2 separate regions of the Homo sapiens genome follow, and region 2 is linked to region 1. A link is a loop called in an ENCODE intact Hi-C map of the cell type or tissue named here. Cell type or tissue: IMR-90. All regions are shown on one strand. Each heading gives the region's core, and the rest is flanking DNA. Links, peaks and the distances in the headings are about the cores only.

Region 1 (2,775 bases), core at 7-2,506:
AACAAAATACTGCCATTGTTTCTGAGAATGGCAGTGGAGGAGATCAATGAGCATGGAATCAAGAACAAAAGACTGAATTCCTCCCTAGTTGGGGTGAACCACACTCACCAAGGATCAAAGCATTAGGAAATCAGCCCTCCATTAAATTGCTGAGACATAATGTGAGTGCAAAAACAAAACAAAACAAAACAAAAAAATGGAAAAGGCATTCCACAAAGACCTCATGAATTTTGTTTCAAAATGCACTTAGCTAGTTTATAAAAAAATGATACTTAAACACAAGTCTGATTTTCCCATCTTCGCTAGTTATCTTTTCATAAATAAGATTTAAGGGGTTATGCATGTGTTTTTCCTACTTTTGTTTTGACTACACAGTTTTCATGAGAGAGTGAAAATGCTGTCTAATCACTATATACTGTAACCTTACTTCAAAAACCCACAAATTGTTTCAAAATTTACTCTCTGATAAAAACCCACTAAGTCTTTCCACAACAGCTGCTTTCCTTAAACATCAGCAATTTTAATCTCACAAGGCAAACTACGGAAGAAAAGCCAAAAGTAAAATCCTGCTTCCCTTTAAAATTCAAACAGATGTTCTGTGTAATCACACCAACTCAGTATTTGAATTTCCTACTGCCCTATACTGACTCTCAGATTAAGTTCTAAAATGTTTTGAAATATCATTAATATATAAGCTAGAAGAATATGGGGATATTCTCACTGTAAATGTTTTAAAATACATTTTAAGCAGGGCAGCAAAGGTTTACTCTGGGCTACTTGGGATGCCTAATATTTGGGAACAATCACAGTGATTTAGAGAGGTAACTTGATTGATACTGTTCTCAGGATCCAATCATAACCCTAAATTCAACTGCAAACAGCAATATGTAAAATTCACCAACAATGCGGCTTGACTCAGAACACTAAGAAAACACTGGGTCTTTACAATTAGGCAGGTATGGCCACTTAAAGTACTAAAAATAGCTTGGTCAAAGAATTACATCCAATGGCTAGTTCTGTAGACATATCAGCTTATATGAAGACTTCCTTTTTAACATCAAGTTATCACAGATGATCTGGCCACATACTGCTCTGAAATAAAAGTAGACAATGCCATAATTACTGCAGTGCCCTTTCTGAGGCTCTAACTGGTGACTACATTAAAATACCTGGAAAACTGGAAAGTAAAGCTTCCGTGTCTCATAGTCACTCCCAGATACTCAGTATCTGTGGGAAATCTACAGCCTCTATACAGAAAACGAGGGCGGAAAGCAAGCAATGGGGAAGGGGGTGTTACCTTTTATTTAATTAGCACAGAGAGATGAGTCAGAGGCTGCCTTCCACGCCTACAGACTGGCCTCTCCTCAACCGTGCCTACAAAGTCAGACTTGCTGCAGTCCAAAGCTATTTGTCAGCTGGACAGGTCAGCTACAGAGCTGCCCAAGAAAACATATTTGAATGAGCAACCATCAAGCAACTCTCCAACTAAGAGTGCAACCTTCACTCTCCATACTGTTCAAGGTAAGTGACAGAGGATTACCTGACAACCTGAATTTAGCTACACTACACAAAGACACTCCTAAGCCACCCTTCCTGTATCAGCTCACCAGTGAGCTATACAGAGTAGTCCCTCCTTACCCAAGGAGGATGTGTTCCAAGATCCCCAGTGGATGCCTGAAAGTGTGGATAGTACCCAACCCCATATATACTGTGTTTTTTCCTGTATATACATACCTATGAGAAAGTTTTGTTGTTTAAGACAGGGTCTCACTCTGTCACCCAGGCTGGAGTGCAGTGACACAACCATGGCTCACTGCAGCCTCGACCTCCCTGGGCTCAGGTGATCCTCCCACCTCAGCCTCCCAAGTAGCTGGGACTATATAGGCACACACACCACCATGCCCTGGCTAATTTTTGTTTTTTGTAGAGACAGGGTTTCTCCATGTTGCCCAGGCTGGTCTCTAACTCCTGGGCTCAAGTGATCCACCCACCTCAGCCTCTGAAAGTGCTGGGATTACAGGCATGAGCCACCTTGCCTGGCCTCATGATGAAGTTTAATTTCTAAATTAGGCACAGTTAAGAGATTAACAACAATAAGAAATAATAAAATCAAACTCTTATGACACTATGCCAACATCACTACTCTTGCGCTTTGGGGCCACTAAGTCAAATATAGGTGACTTGAACGACTTGAACACAAAGACTGCAATTCTGCGACAGTGGATCTGATAACCGAGATGGCTCCTAAGTGACTAAGGGGTGAGGAGCATAGGTAGACAGCTAGACAGCATGGAGATGCTGGCCAGAATTGATTCACATCCCGGTGGGATGGAGTGAGGTTTCATCACACTATTCAGAACAGGGCATAATTTAAACCTGTGAATTGTTTATTTCTGGAATTTTCCACTTAATATTTTCATACCCCAATAGACCTCAGGTAACTGAAACCACAGAAAGCAAAACTGCAAGTAAAGGGGTACTACCGTATTTAGCCAACATCAACCAAAACACCACCTTGACAGAACAATTATAGGGCACTTTACTGCATTGTGCCCACATCTTTATAAAGATGAACAGGAAAATAAAAGTGCCAGTGCTAGTGATAAGAAACACAGGCCTCAATGTTAATGCAGTGGAAGCAAAGATGGCCACCATCATACAGCAGGAAAACAGTGACTCAACCACCATTTGGACAGACGTTATCTGTGAAAGTAATTGTAAAAAGAAAAGGTCAAAGTTAAAGAAAATGTTGAAAATGACAGAAATATATTGTCA
Region 2 (2,833 bases), core at 291-2,790, 80 kb before region 1:
CCTCCTCCCAAACCCTTCCCAGCCTCTGGTAACCATCTTTCTGCTCTCTATCTCCAAGGCCTCTCCAATATTTAAACAATAGCTCATTCCTCCATGAATGAAAATATTCACACCGCAAACACAAGCCCACTAACAGGCTGGCTTACCTACTTCTGCAGGTTTGCTGGACAGAGCTGAGAAGGTGAGGTAGGTGACATAGCAGCTTATGACCCCTGATTGTAAGAGCCCCGAGTGTGGCTGTCCTGAAAAGTGACAAGAGACAGACAACAGGTTTTAATTTGAAGAAAAAGAAAGCACATGCCTAAAAAACCTGATAGTCCCCATGACAGTCCTCAAACTTGAGCATCCACCTTTAAAGGAAAGAAAAGAGAAAAAAATGTAGTATGTTTCTCAGATAAAACTAAAAAGATATTAAGGGGGAGAGAGTTACACGCTGAACTGAACATTGCTACTTCAAAGACATCAGGTTCTGCCAAGTTATCTACCAATACTTTATCAAGCCTATGGCTACACTTAAAACACACTAACTAGTCTCCCTGAGGTTTGTAACATTAGTTCTTAAATCACAAGATCAGAAAAAAAATTACCATAGTTGTTGATAAAACCACATAGCTTAATTGGGGAGGGGAGTAAGTGGTAAACCAGATTTCATAGGGGATGTATTCTGGATTCTACAAGGTCATCACATACTACAGTCTATGACAGGGCAAAAAGCTCTTACCTGCCAATGATCAAAAAGCTTTTGGGGACAGAATACAAGAACTGCTCTTGGCTAAAGAGGAAGGCTATGGGGCTCAGCATTCACTGGGAGAATGGCTTTAAGGTTATTTATTTATTTATTCATTTATTTTTAACTTTTATTTTAGGTTTAGGGGTGTATGTGCAGGTTTGTTGTAAGGGGAAAATTGCCACAGGGGTTTGTCATATAGATTATTTCGTCACCCAGGTATTAAGCCTAGTACCCATTAGTTATCTTTCCTGATCCTCTCCTTCCTCCCACCTCCACCCTCTGATAGGCCCCAGTGTGTGTTGTTCCCCTCTATGTGTCCACATGTTCTCATCATTTAGCTCCCACTTTTAAGCAAGAACATGTGGTATTTGGTTTTCTGTTCCTGTGTTAGTTTGCTAAGGATAATGTCCTCCAGCCCCATCCACGTTCCTGCAAAGGACATGATCTCTTTCCTTTTTATGGCTACACCGTATTCCATAGATTCCATAGTGTATATGTACCACATTTTCTTTATTCAATCTACCATTGACGGGCATGTCGGTGATTCCATATCTTTGCTATTGTGAATGCCTGTGTCTTTATGTGAGAACCATTTATATTCTTTTGGGTATATACCCAGTAATGAGATTGCTGGACCTAATGATAGTTTTGTTTTTAGGTCTTTGAGGAATTGCCACCCTGCTTTCCACTATGGTTGAACTAATTTACATTCCCACCAACAGTGTATAAGTGTTCATTTTTCTCTGAAACTTCACAAGCCATCTGTTATTTTTTGAAAGTTATAATATTTCAAGGAAACTAAGGGTTCAGATCCTTCAGAGTAACCAGGATGTGATAAGGGATCTCTCTTTCTTTCCTGCGAAATTTTCGACCACTTGCCGACATAAAAGGATGCAGTTTTTACTCAGTCTTCCCTTTGGTCAAATTTGTTTCCAAAATTATCATTATTAAATTGTAATTACCAATAAAGACATAAAATAGACCCTGTTATAATGTTGCTCTTTGGCAAGGGAATAAGATTTTCCTTAGCACCTAATGGTATTAAACCAAGTATTTCAAAACATTATCCCTATTTCAAAAGGTAGGACTTAACCCAAAGATTTTAATCGGAATATCAAGTTGTTCTAGGAACTCTTAACTGATCAATTAAAGGGATTAGGAGAATAATACTCTCAATTTCAATAATGGTCTTAAAATTTTTAATAGAAGAAAACAAATTATTTGTGACTAGTTGCCTTTTTTTTTTTCGACACAGAGTCTCACTGTCACCCAGGCTGGAGTGCAGTGGTGGGATCTTGGCTCACTGCAAGCCCCGCCTCCCGGGTTCAAGCAATTCTCCTGCCTCTCAGCCTCCCGGGTAGCTGGGAATACAGGCGTGTCCCACCATGGCTGGCTAATTTTCTGGGTATTTTTTTGTAGAGACGGGGTTTCCCGAAGTTGGCCAGGCTAGTCTTGAACTCCTGACCTCAGACGATCTGCCTGCCTCAGCCTCCCAAAGTGCTGGGATTACAGGCATGAACAACTGCGCCCGACCACTAGTTGCCTTTTTAAACCACTATTTTAGAAATGATTCAAGGGGGCTGTACATTTATTGCCTGTATTTTCCTACCTAGAACCTGAATGTCATGTGCATTTTCATCACCTATAGGGTCCGACACCCACAAAAAAAATCAGACCAGGGACATCTCACTGTAAGCCCAAAGACACTATACCCTGGCTTAAGAAACCAAGAGTAGTTTATAAATGGCAATTCACATTTATACTTCCTAAAGCACTTTCAGATCCCACTGTCTCTTCCTTCCGGCTTTGAAACAACAATGAGCAAGGTCAGGCTCACATGTTTCCACTGAGTTTACTGAGGAAGAACCTGGGTCTAAGGAAGGTTAGCACATGGGCCAGCTGCTGGCTGAGCTGGGATGGGATGTCCTGCTTCCTGACTCCCAGACCACACTGTCCACAGCCTTGAGTGAAAGATGACCCCAGAACCAACCCCTTCTGCGGCCCTTTCATTCAACTTTTACACAGAGATTGTAGGCAAGCTCATAAACACCTGATCTTGATATACACGGAAGGCATTTCCCATTTAAAGGCTCTTTGTGGTAC

What was found. A loop is a pair of places that touch in the nucleus more often than their neighbours do. Peaks named below come from ENCODE experiments on the same cell type or tissue, not always from the same donor. Only the 100,000 strongest peaks of a DNase experiment are listed, where the experiment ranks them.
Region 2: it touches region 1 in a loop (1.9-fold over the local background); 6 of 110 quality-filtered maps call a loop at or near these places.

Annotation. Positions count from the first base shown.
Region 1 is chr5:80,246,110-80,248,884 of GRCh38, forward strand. All of the region lies in intron 1 of SERINC5 (serine incorporator 5), which reads right to left. Among named protein-coding and RNA genes, the nearest start is that of SERINC5, 8.6 kb to the right of the region's middle. RefSeq lists enhancers at 1-445, 1,161-1,455. In IMR-90, for the core only: no CTCF peak of the experiment used is centred there; a DNase peak (open chromatin) is centred at 1,382.
Region 2 is chr5:80,166,237-80,169,069 of GRCh38, forward strand. SERINC5 (serine incorporator 5) reads right to left here. Exons shown (of 12, transcript NM_001174072.3): 7 at 147-242. Among named protein-coding and RNA genes, the nearest start is that of THBS4-AS1, 84 kb to the left of the region's middle. In IMR-90, for the core only: no CTCF peak of the experiment used is centred there; no DNase peak of the experiment used is centred there.